Linked DNA regions of Homo sapiens: region 1 is linked to region 2. A link is a contact called in ENCODE Hi-C or POLR2A ChIA-PET data. All regions are on one chromosome and are shown on one strand. Each heading gives the region's core, a stretch centred on a gene start or an enhancer-like site at or near the end of the contact. The rest is flanking DNA. Distances are from core to core; before and after follow the strand shown. Region 1 overlaps LOC728743 (zinc finger domain-containing protein LOC728743). Region 2 holds the start of ZNF398 (zinc finger protein 398).

The links. Hi-C counts contacts between places; a loop is a spot of excess contacts on that map. ChIA-PET counts read pairs that join two places held with the same protein, here RNA polymerase II (POLR2A). Pooled maps may share reads with other maps.
Region 1: a map of sigmoid colon shows a loop between it and region 2 (9-fold over the local background). The contact joins the enhancer-like site here to the promoter of ZNF398 in region 2. A Hi-C loop is called at or near these places in 1 of 168 maps with a recorded cell type or tissue (sigmoid colon) and 4 of 50 pooled maps. POLR2A ChIA-PET finds 5 or more read pairs at or near these places in 2 of 52 experiments (activated B cell and activated CD8-positive, alpha-beta memory T cell).

What each region holds. Positions count from the first base shown.
Region 1 is chr7:150,408,506-150,413,719 of GRCh38, reverse strand. It overlaps LOC728743 (zinc finger domain-containing protein LOC728743), which reads right to left. Exons shown (of 3, transcript NM_001395976.1): 3 at 1,250-3,560. Among named protein-coding and RNA genes, the nearest start is that of LINC00996, 23 kb to the left of the region's middle. Within about 2 kb of position 3,964, at least 2 of the 41 ENCODE cell types and tissues checked have a DNase peak (open chromatin) inside an H3K27ac peak, as active enhancers do; they include sigmoid colon, where a contact is called at or near this core.
Region 2 is chr7:149,145,072-149,150,515 of GRCh38, reverse strand. It overlaps ZNF398 (zinc finger protein 398), which reads right to left and starts at 3,063. Exons shown (of 6, transcript NM_170686.3): 1 at 2,750-3,063. The coding sequence starts at 2,773. It overlaps LOC107986856 (a long non-coding RNA gene), which reads left to right and starts at 3,155. Exons shown (of 2, transcript XR_007060581.1): 1 at 3,155-3,533; 2 at 4,164-5,444. RefSeq lists silencers at 2,149-2,198, 2,339-2,488, 2,783-2,954, 2,619-3,258 and enhancers at 2,564-3,137, 3,569-3,618, 3,712-4,285, 4,286-4,859, 4,860-5,433.

The DNA of each region.
Region 1 (5,214 bases), core at 2,715-5,214, 1.3 Mb before region 2:
ACCAACGCTGCTGGCCCGGCTTCTCCCTGCTCCACCTCCACCCAGTCCCCATAGCAAGAGTGTGGGTCTGCTGCCTGGAGTCCATCCACCCATCTTCTCATCTCTGGCTTTCCTCTGCTGAACAAAACCTTCCCACTCCCAGCACATGGACTCTAGGTGCAGCTGAGCCCCCTTGGCCATAGGTGCGCGTGTGACAAGGCCTTGCAGAACCCTGCACTCCCCTGGCCACTGAGACGGGTCTAGTAACGGGCACTGACCCGATTCGGGCCAACAAGAGTAGGACCCTCCGCTGTCTCAGATCCATTAGAGAAGGACTGGAAGCTGCCAGGCAGAAGGCTGAGCTGCCGGCTTCTTCCTGGCTGGGTCCGTGTGACCATCGAGTCACTGTACTTTTCACTTACACGAGCTCATCATTTCCTTTTTTGAAATCTGAGTTGAACACAGAACCCTGCCTGATTCACTCCCAACATCACCCACCCACGTTTCAAAGGTGCAGTCCCTAAGTTCCTTACTCACAGGACCCTCCTGGCTGACAGAGGCCATAGAAGAAGTCAGAGTCAGACGACGCAGCACAGGGTCACGGTGCCAAAGCGAGCCCACCGCACTCCAGCCAGGCATTCCATTGACGGGAAGGAAGTTACTTACCCAGGTCTCACGGCCACCCGGCGGCGGGCAGGACAGAAGGTCAGCTGTCCAGAGCGCTCTGCGAGAGGTGGTCTTCAGCCAGGTCCTACTCGGTGGGGAGGCCCAAAGAGCAATGGTAGAGTCTCTGTGCCACGCTGTGCACTCGCGTCCTTTCCATATCTACTTGTTTGCTTCTCACAACGCCATAAGGAAGAGGAGCAGGGAAGGGGACTAACCTCAGGAGAGGCATGTGCCTGGCCGAGACCTCCCATTGGAGACAGACCAGCACAGGGGCCTGGTCTCCCGACTCAAGCACTCTTAGCCGTCCACTGCTCAAGCACTGAGGGAACCGTCCGACGCTTCTCGGCAAGTCTGGCCTCACCGTGGGCTGCGCAGGCAGCAAGGGCTGCAGCCCCTATATGTGTGAGTCAGGTGCAAAGGGCAGTCACTGTGCAGGTGCCAGAAGCCTACAATAGCTCGTCACTGAGGCTCTGATGTGTGTCTTCTAGGGTCTTTGGTCACCAGGCAACCTTGAAACATAATTCCTCAAGAGATGATGGAGGCAGAGACAGAGGCCACCACCCTGCTCCCCGCTAAGCCCCAAATGACCACTCCTTACACAAGCTGATGTTGAGAGAACATTTATTCCACTCAGTCAGCTCCCGCAGGAGTCAGCAACCTGTAGAAATATCCAGGCTGGACGACCACTTCCGTGCACTCCTGCAGAGCCGGGGTGGGGGTGGGGGTCCCTGATGCTCCCACTGCCCCAAGGAGGTAAGAGCCTGAGGCCTCCGACATCCACTTTTGACCCAGGGGAGCCAGCCCACAGCCCAAGAAAAGGCACCCTTGAGTTAACTCACATACCCTCTCCCCACGTGCACTGCCCATTACCGGCCACCGACAAGCTCCAGCGCTTGAGGCACCAGTCAGCCGACAAGTGTTTCCTGAGAGTTAGGAGCCCAGTCCTGTGCTAGACCCTGGTAGGACTCAAGAGGAAATGACAGTCCCTTGCCCTCAGGGAGCTAACTGTCTAGTTAGGGACTCAAGACACACACGGAAGAGACTGGAGCGTCCATGGGACAGCACGCAGTTCGGGGGCAGGGGCTCACACCGGACCTGTTCGGAGCAGGAAGGAGGAATGTGGGCTGGGTGGTTTGGGAAGCCGGGCCCCGTGGATCAGAAGGGCTTAGCTGGGTAGAGGAGAGGAAAGGGGACATGTCCGAGCAGTATAGGGGAAGGCACAGAGGCAGGAACAAGCACAGCACAGTGATGGGCAGAGGGGGACACAAACTGCACCATTAGCACAAAAGGGGCGTGTGTGGAGGTTTCCTCTAGGTCGGCCAAGGATCAGAGCCAGACTGGAAGCTCCTGGGGCTGGGAGCACCTTCTCGTTCTCGGATCTCCCCCTGAGCATTCTGCTATTCCAGGGTGAGGCATACAGTAGGAGGTAACAATGTATGATCCAACCTGCATCGAAGACAGCAAGACTCCAGTGCAGGGATCCACAGGCTGCCCTCCAACCACGCTGACCCAAACCCATCCCAGCCCTGGTCAGTTTTGCCTTTTCTGATGTTCATTCTGGGGAGGCAGGTGAGAACTTGTAGCTTCCAGGCTGACTGGTTCAGGTGTGAAGATGGGAGGAGTCCTTGCCCTGCTGCCTGCCTGGGCCCTGTTCCCTTCAACTGCACTGCTGCATACTCAGAGAACACACAGAAAGATCCTCCACCGACCTCTCACCCTGCCCAGAGCCACAGGCACCAGGAGCGAGGCCCTCATCCTCTTCCTCCCCAGCCCACTGGGCTGAACACTTGGCCAGCTGGGAGGAACCGCTGACTGGGCTTGGTTGGTGGAAGCAGGATTCTTTCTCCCTGGGGCAGACTCAGACCAGACTCAAGCTCCCACCAGCGTCCACAGCAGTCCAGCTTCCCCTGAGACCACACAGTGAAATCAGAGCCCAGGCCAGGAGCAAAGGGCTCCTTTGTGGAAGCCAGCGGCCAGTCAGGCAGAACAAGAAACAAAACCAGAAGAGAAAATCTAGCCCAAGGGACCTCTGCCAATGTCTGGGGAAGGGAAATGAGGCTCCAGAAACCTGACGCACCATTCGTTAGGTCTGGGAGAAGGGAATGACTAAAAAGGGCTCCTCGGAATTCTTTATTCCTGAACAAGGGAAGGAGGCTTGGCCAGGGGGAGGGAGGGGCACTACTTGTACAGTGGCCTTGACTCGGGGCTCAATGTGTGACAGGTAAGGAAAGGGCAGCAGGTGAAGTCCCCAGGGCTGAGGTTCTTAGCCTGGAGTCCAGGGATGGGTTTCATTCAGGGAGTCCAGTGGCTCCTGAAATTGCTTGGGGTTTTTGAGTCTACGTCAGTTATCTGTTTTCCTAGGGAAGGTCCGTAACCTTCATCAGATTTTCCAAGGGCTTCGTGTCTCCAAAGAGCTAAGAAGCACTGCTCAGAAAGGAAAATGAAGCCTGCAGGTTTCATTCACATCTGGAAGAAGGTTTTGCCTCTAGAACCAGGTCTGCCACCAACTTGCTGTGTTAGCTTAGACCAATCACTTCCTGTCTCTGAACTCTAGCCAAGTGGTGGACCAGGCGGGAGCAGAGAAGCCAGCTCTCCACACAGGCATCGTCCTACCACCAGTGGCAGAGAGTGGGGGCCTGTGGCCAGGCAGCCAGGATGAGGTCTGCCCCAGCTGTGATTCCCACCAGGCCTGGAGAGTTTGTCCACCAGAGCTTGGAATCTGCTTCCAATTCCAGGCTCCAACCAGTCACCTCCACTGGTCACCGCAGTGCACCTCTTGAGGCAGGTCTTCTTACTGGATGTGTCCTCATGCCCGGGTGCAGTGCCAGCCAGGCCTCCATGGAACTCCATTCCTGGTCTCCGTGTCCAGATGGGTTCTGCACCTATCGGGTCTTAAGATCCTGCCCACTCTGCAACTGTCGACAGAAACAAAGAGATCAGGATCAGGTGTGGAGCCGTGACATGGCCCTGCCCAGCCACCCCTCTGGGGCTAGGAGGGAGCGATCAGCTGGCCTACCCTGAATCTGTCCTAGGGTTTGAATGAATCCTCTTTGTCCCCTACCAAGCACTGCAAGGATTACGAATCCCATTTACAGATGAGACACCTTGGGTTCAGGGCATTTTGGTGACTGACTCCAGGTGTCCGAAGCCCCTGTTTAATTTCATCTTTGCCACCAATGCTAGTCTACAGCACCTGGGAGTGGTAGGCAGAGGACAGTCTCCGAGGAGCCATAGCCACATAGCACTGAGGATGGGCAGAGGGGGCAGTGGGGAGGGACGAGTCTCCAGCACCCAGCACAGGACTGAATGTGCAGGTCCCCTCGAAGCCCCAGCTCCCTTCCTCCCAAACCACTCCCAGGGATGCCATGTCCCCTTCAAACACCCGTACCACCCCTAACACCCCTGCCCCAGCTCCTATCACATGGCCCCAAATCCTCCCTGCTCCATCGTCCACTTTTTAAGCAGTGAAGCTAAAAGGTTCTGGGATTCAGAATCCAAAACAAAGCCCTGGCTTCCACCTGTTGTACCCCTAAGTACCAACTGTGGTGTAGGCAAGCTTGGCAAACCTGTTTCCTCATCTGCCAAAAGGCTGAAGAGGCCCGTGCCTCAGAGCGCCAGCTTGGAACCAGAGGTCCTGGAGCAGAGTCCTGGCTGCCCCCTTTCTCACTGCCAGACCTTGGCCAGGCCTCTTAGCTGGGGGCCTTATGTTCTCTTGCCCAGATGACCCAAGCCCCTCGAGGCTCCAGCTCTTCCCACATCAGTCTGTCCTCACAGTGCCTCTGATTCTCCTCCTAAAGCATAAGTCTGAGATCATAGCACTCATCTCATTAAAAATCTCAGTGTCCCCACCCCCTGACCACGAAGTCCTTTGTAGGGCAAACCTCCCCTTGGGACACCTGGAGACAGTCACTGAACTATCAGGACCCCCCCTCCCTTGAAAACACCCTTCTACACACTTGCTCTTCCTAGAACAATTTTATTTGTCCCCATGACCTGGTTCAAAGCCATCAAACTCCCCTGGGTGACGAAGAGAAACCAGTCACCCTCCTCGGTCTCACCCCAGAGCACTTTGTAGGTTGGCCCCGCGTCACACACCGAGTGTGAGCACCCCGTGTCAGGGCCTGCGGTCCTCATGTGTGTCTCTGGGAGAGCCCAGCCCGGCACAGTCAGTGGCACATGGTGTGGCAGAATCAACTAAGGCTCTGTGCACCAGTGACCTCACCCTCTCTCATCCAGTAGCTGCAATATATCCCAGCGAGGAAGAGTCCCTCATCTATATCCCCAACTTACAGATGAGTAAACTGAAACATGAAGTGAAATGACATCTCAAGGACAGCAGAGAGTGTGTACAGGAGCCAGGAGGCCTAGGGGCTGAGGTTGGGCGTGGGGTTTGTGGAAAGTGGCCTCTCCAAGTCTCTTTCAACTCTGACATTCTGGGGATGAAGATCCGGTAAGCAGCTCATCACAGAGAAACCTACAGCCCGGTACCCAGACCGCCCCACCTGCCATCAAGAATCAACACCACGCACTCCACCCCCACCACTCCCAGCCCTGAGAGGGGCTCTGGCC
Region 2 (5,444 bases), core at 1,814-4,313:
GCGATTCTCCCATCTCAGCCTCCCGAGTAGCCGGGACCACAGGCACACACCACCATGCCCTGCTAATTTTTGTATTTTTGGTAGAGACAGGGTTTCACCATATTGCCTAGGCTGGTCTCAAACTACTCAGCTCAAGTGATCCACCTGCCTCAGCCTCCCAAAGTGCTGGGATTACAGGTGTGAGCCATGGTACACAGCCTGAGATTTTGTATTTTTAACAAATTCCCAGGTGATGCTGACACTGAGTAGTAAGACTTGTCTGCTGCAGCCCCCACTCTCAGAAGATGACATGTCCTCTTGCTTTGAGATGGAAATTAATCAGACCTAAATTCATTCAACTTTCTCTTCATACTCCTTGCTTCAAACTTATCAGTAACCGAATCTAAGTTTTCTTCTTTACTTCCTAAGGAAGTTGCATCCTATTTAAATCTTAACTCTCCACATTTGCTTCACTTATGCCAACCCCTTCCACCTTTTTGGGTAGGTTGTTCCTTTCTTAGTGTCAATCTGTCTCCTGATTCTTCTCCATAGGGTGGACTGGCACTGTTCAATACAGTAGCCACTACCTACATGTGGCCACTGAGCACCTGAAATGTGGTTAAATTGAGATGTGCTATGAGTATAAAATACACGAGACTTTGAAGACTTAGTATGAAAAAAATATTTGTTTGTTTGCTTGAGACAGGGTTTCACTTTGTTGCCCAGGTTGGAGGGCAGTGGCAGGATCACAGCTCACTGCAGCCTCCACCTCCCTGGCTCAAACACCTCCCACCTCCTGAGTAGCTGGGAGTACAAGTGCATGCCACCACGCCTGGCTAATTTAAAAAAAAAAATTTTTTTTGTAGAGATGGGGTCTTCCTATGTTGCCCAGGCTGGTCTTCAACTCCTGGGCTAAAGCTGTCTTCCCACGGCAGCCTCCTGAAGTGCTTGGGATAACAGGCTTGAGCCACCACACCCGGCCATTAATGTTTTAAATCGATTACATGAGGCCGGGCGCGGTGGCTCACGCCTGTAATCCCAGCACTTTGGATCCCAGCGGGCGGATCACGAGGTCAGGAGATTGAGACCATCCCGGCAAACACGGTGAAACCCCCCTCTCTACTAAAAATACAAAAGGACCCGGGCGTAGTGGCACGCGCCTGTAGTCCCAGCTACTCGGGAGGCTGAGGCAGGAGAATCGCTTGAACCGGCAAGGCAGAAGTTGCAGTGAGCCCAGATGGCGCCACTGCACTCCAGCCTGAGGGACAGAGTGAGACTCCACCTCAAAAAATAAATAAATAAATAAATTGATGACATGTTGAAATAATATTTTGCATATATTGAGTTAGATATATAATTAAAATTAATTTCATCTATTTATTTTTTAACTTCTCAAAAATTTTTTTTATTTTAGAGACGCGGTGTGGACTGCCTCGAACTCCTGGACTCAAGTGATTCTTCCGCCTCAGCCCCCGGCCTAGCTGGGACTACAGGCGTGCACAACACAGCGCCTGGCTTTTTACTTTTTAAACGTGACGCCTAGAGAATTTAAGCAGGGGTGTCCAATCTTTTGGCTTCCCTGGGCCACACTGGAAGAACTGTCTTGGGTCACACATAAAATACTGATCATGATAGCTGATGAGCTAAAAAAAAAAAAAAAAAAAAAAAAAAAAGACAAAGAAAAAGGTCCGTGCATAAATCTCATGATGTTCTAGGAAAGTTTACGAATTTGTGTTGGGCCGCATTTAAAGCAGTCCTAGTCCGCATGCGGCCTGGGGGCCGCGGGTTGGACAAGCTTGATTTAGAGTTTTGTATGCGGCTTCCCTTATATTTCTATTAGCCAGGACTGGCACAACACAGGATCATCGCTACCATCCCACCTATACACAAAAAAAAAGGTTGGAAAAAAGAAAAACAGGTCCAAGAGTGGAGGTGGCACTTCCCTCTGCTCTACCCCCTACCCATCGCTGCTCTTCCTCCTTTTCCCAGTCACCCCTCATGTGCCAGGGTGGCTCCTGACCCAGTACAATTGCTCTCCTAGAGGTGACCAAAGACCTCTTGGGTGGCAAATGCGATCAGTGCTTTCCCCGCGGCCTGACCGTCCCCTTCTCATTCTACGGGGCTGCGTGCAGGCGCGGCCCGGTCGCCTCGGTCGCCCTGGCAACTGGCCGCTGCCGGCCCCCGCAGGCCTTGGCAAACACCCGCGAATGAACCGCCACGCACGCGAGGCCACTCCAGCCTCCGGGTCCGCACCATTCATTCGGCAGCTATTTCGGGAGGGCCTCCCGCGTGTCCCGAGTCCGGTGCCGGGAGCCCAGGCGTCACGCAGCGCGGCGGGAATGCGCCTCCGCACACTTAAATGCCGCCCGCGCCACCGCTCAGATTGCTGGTGACGAACGCTCCCGCGGCCGCGAGAATGGCTGACGGCTCCCCAGCCCAACCCCGCTGCGCGTCTGGCGGGCAGGCGTGGGGCTGACACGCAGCAGGCACCCCCTCGACTTCAACCCAACTGCAGGGCCCCGGGTCTCATAGCTGCCTGCGAGTGCCCCTCAGACCTGCGGCCCAGCCTGGTGTCCCCGGGTGGGCGGTTTCACACCCACCCGCTAAGTCCCCTCACGCGAGGCTGCAGCCGCCAAGCACGGGCGACAGGCGACGTGGCCGGCGGGACCCGAGAACGGCGCCTATGCCTGGCAGCTCCCTGCCCGCCCGCCTTCCTCCCTCGGGGTCTGGGTCTCGGGGGCTCACAACACTCGCGCGCGGCCGCCCTTACCGGGGCCGGGGCCGCCTCAGCCATGGCCCTGCGCTGTCTAGCCCGGGCCTCGGAAGTCGCCGCCGCTGCCGCCGCTGCCACCGCGCCCGGCTCCAAGCAGGCCCGGCCGCCGGGTCCTCTCCACAGGCGGCGCCGACCCGGCCCTGCCTTCCCCGCACGGACGGGACTCACGCGGCCGTCGGGGCTCGGGACGCGCAGGAACGCGGCGGAGGCGCGGTGCAGCAGGCGGCGGATCAAGCTGGGGTCGCGAGGCCGACTCCGCCGCACTCCACCCGCAGCGGCCCCTCAGCTGGCGCTTTGTGGGCAGCGAGTGCACCGGGAACCGCGCGGGCCTAGACGCGCCGCAGGCTCGCGCTGCCCAGCCACCGCGGCCAGCGCGCCCCCTGCCGGCCCCTGCGGCCAGCGCCCCCCGCGTCGCCTCCGCCCCTCCCCCCCAGCTCTTGGGCTTCGGTGTGGGGAGGGTTGTTATTTGGGGCCCACGTGTGTTCCGCTTTCTCACATTCCCACGAGAAGGTTCAGCTCACCGCAGTTTAGGACCCAGCCGCAAAGCCGGGCTCATTCTGGGGAGTGATTTTCTTCACGGAGGCTCGATACGCAGGCGCCGTCTGCAGGCAACAGCTTCTGCTGAAGGGCAGCCGTATTTAGAACAGCGGAAATGTGCAGGGTGAGAGTAAGGGGGACACGGCTGAAGGGAGCCTATGGGTGGAATGAGTGACGGAGAGGCACAATTTTGGAATGAAGAAGATATAGATCATTTGCGGAAATTACAAATGTGGTTGCCAAGGTGAGGCGGTTCAGGTCCCACGCGGCCTGTGTTGGGATCAATAATATTTTAAGGTCTCCTTCACATCTCGGATTATTGACTCTCCGGGGCCTGGTCTGGAAATAGGATTCTTAATTTTTGTTTATTTATTTATTTAGAGACGGAGTCTCACTCCGTCGCCCAGGCTGGAGTGCAGTGGCGGGATCTCGGCTCACTGCAACCGCCTTCCGGGTTCAACCGATTCTCCTGCCTTTGCCTCCCAAGTAGCTGGGATTACAGGCATGTACCACCATGCCCAGCTAATTTTTTTTTTTTTAAGTGGAGACGGGGTTTCACCATGTTGGCCAGGCTGGTCTGAAACTCCTGACCTCAAATGATCCACCCGCCTTGGCCTCCCAAAGTGCTAGGATTACAAGCGTGAGCCATTGCGCCCGGCCTTATTTATTGATTTATTTAGAGACAGTCTCCCTCTGTCGTCCAGGCTGGAGTGCAAGTGGCACAAACAAGGCTCACTGCAGCCTTAAACTGCTGGGCTCAAACGATCCTTCCCCTCAGCCTGCCCGAGCATCTTGGACTACAGGCGCAGCTACCAAGCCCGGCTAATGTTTTATTTATTTGTATTTATTTATTTACTTATTTATTTTTCTGTAGAGACAGGGTCTCGCTATGTTGCCCAAGCTGGAGGAAGTGGAATTCCTGAGAGCAGCAGAGATCGAGCTTGGGGTTACGGTTTGCTGCGTCTGAGCAAAAGGACCTGCGAGAACAGGCCGAGCGCAGTGGCTCACGCCTGTAATTCCAGCACTTTGGGAGGCCGAGGCGGGCAGATCACCTGAGTTCCAGACCAGCCTGGCCAACATGGTGAAACCCCGTCTCTACTAAAAAATACAAAAATTAGCCGGGCGTGGTGTCGTGCACCTGATATTCCAGCTGCTCCGGAGGCTGAGGCAAGAGAATCGCTGGAACCCAGGAGGCGGAGGTTGCAGTGAGCAGAGATGGCAGCACTGCACTCCACCCTGGGCGACAGAGCTAGACTCCATCTTAAAAAAAAAAAAAAAAAAAAAGGACCTGCGAGAACAAAGTGTTTTCTGGTGAGGTTGTGTTTTAAGTCAACAGAGTGTGTGTAACAGCAGTAGGTTCCTTGCCCAATGCACATAGCAAGTCTATATGCAGAGACACCAGGTTGCAGCAGAGAAAGAGGTCTAATCATAGGGCCACCTAAGGAGGAGACAGGAAGAAGCCTCACATCCATCTCTGCTAGGAATTTGGGAATTTGGGGTTAGAGTTTGTAAGGGTAATGGAGTTGACTGATTGGTGGGAGAGTGCTGGTGAAATCGTGGTACAAGGAGATGAAGAAACTACATTCTCATGCTCATCCCATTCCTCTGTGGGGGGTCTTCAAACTGGTTGAACTCAACTGTTTCACCGGAACTCGTGGTCTGAAAAACATCTTAAGCGATCCTTAAACAAAAGCCTTATGATTCTAATGTCAGAGATCCTGTCTACAGGAACAACAGGGATGCAAATCAATTCTTAGTCTGATGTCTGAAATCCTATCTATAGGAACAATAGAGATGCAAATGTCAGTATCTAGTGCCTTGTGACTATTAGCAACAAGGAAGTAGGCCGAAGTGCAGCCTGATTAATGCTTAATTATAACTATATTTCTGTCCAGAACCTGCATGCAATTTTTGTGAACCCTGTTGGGGCGGTTTCATGTGTGTGGTGATAGGATAAGCACATGACCCTGGTTTTCCAGGAAGTCTTCATTTCAAACATGTATGAATCAAACCCTGCTAAACCTGTATTTCAACACATGAATCAAGTCAATGCCCATAACAGTATAACTATCTGTAAATCACAAAAGTATGAGAACTATCCTGTTGGGGCAACTGCTCTTGAGCAGACTAAGTTACTTTTCGCCTGTGGCTACAT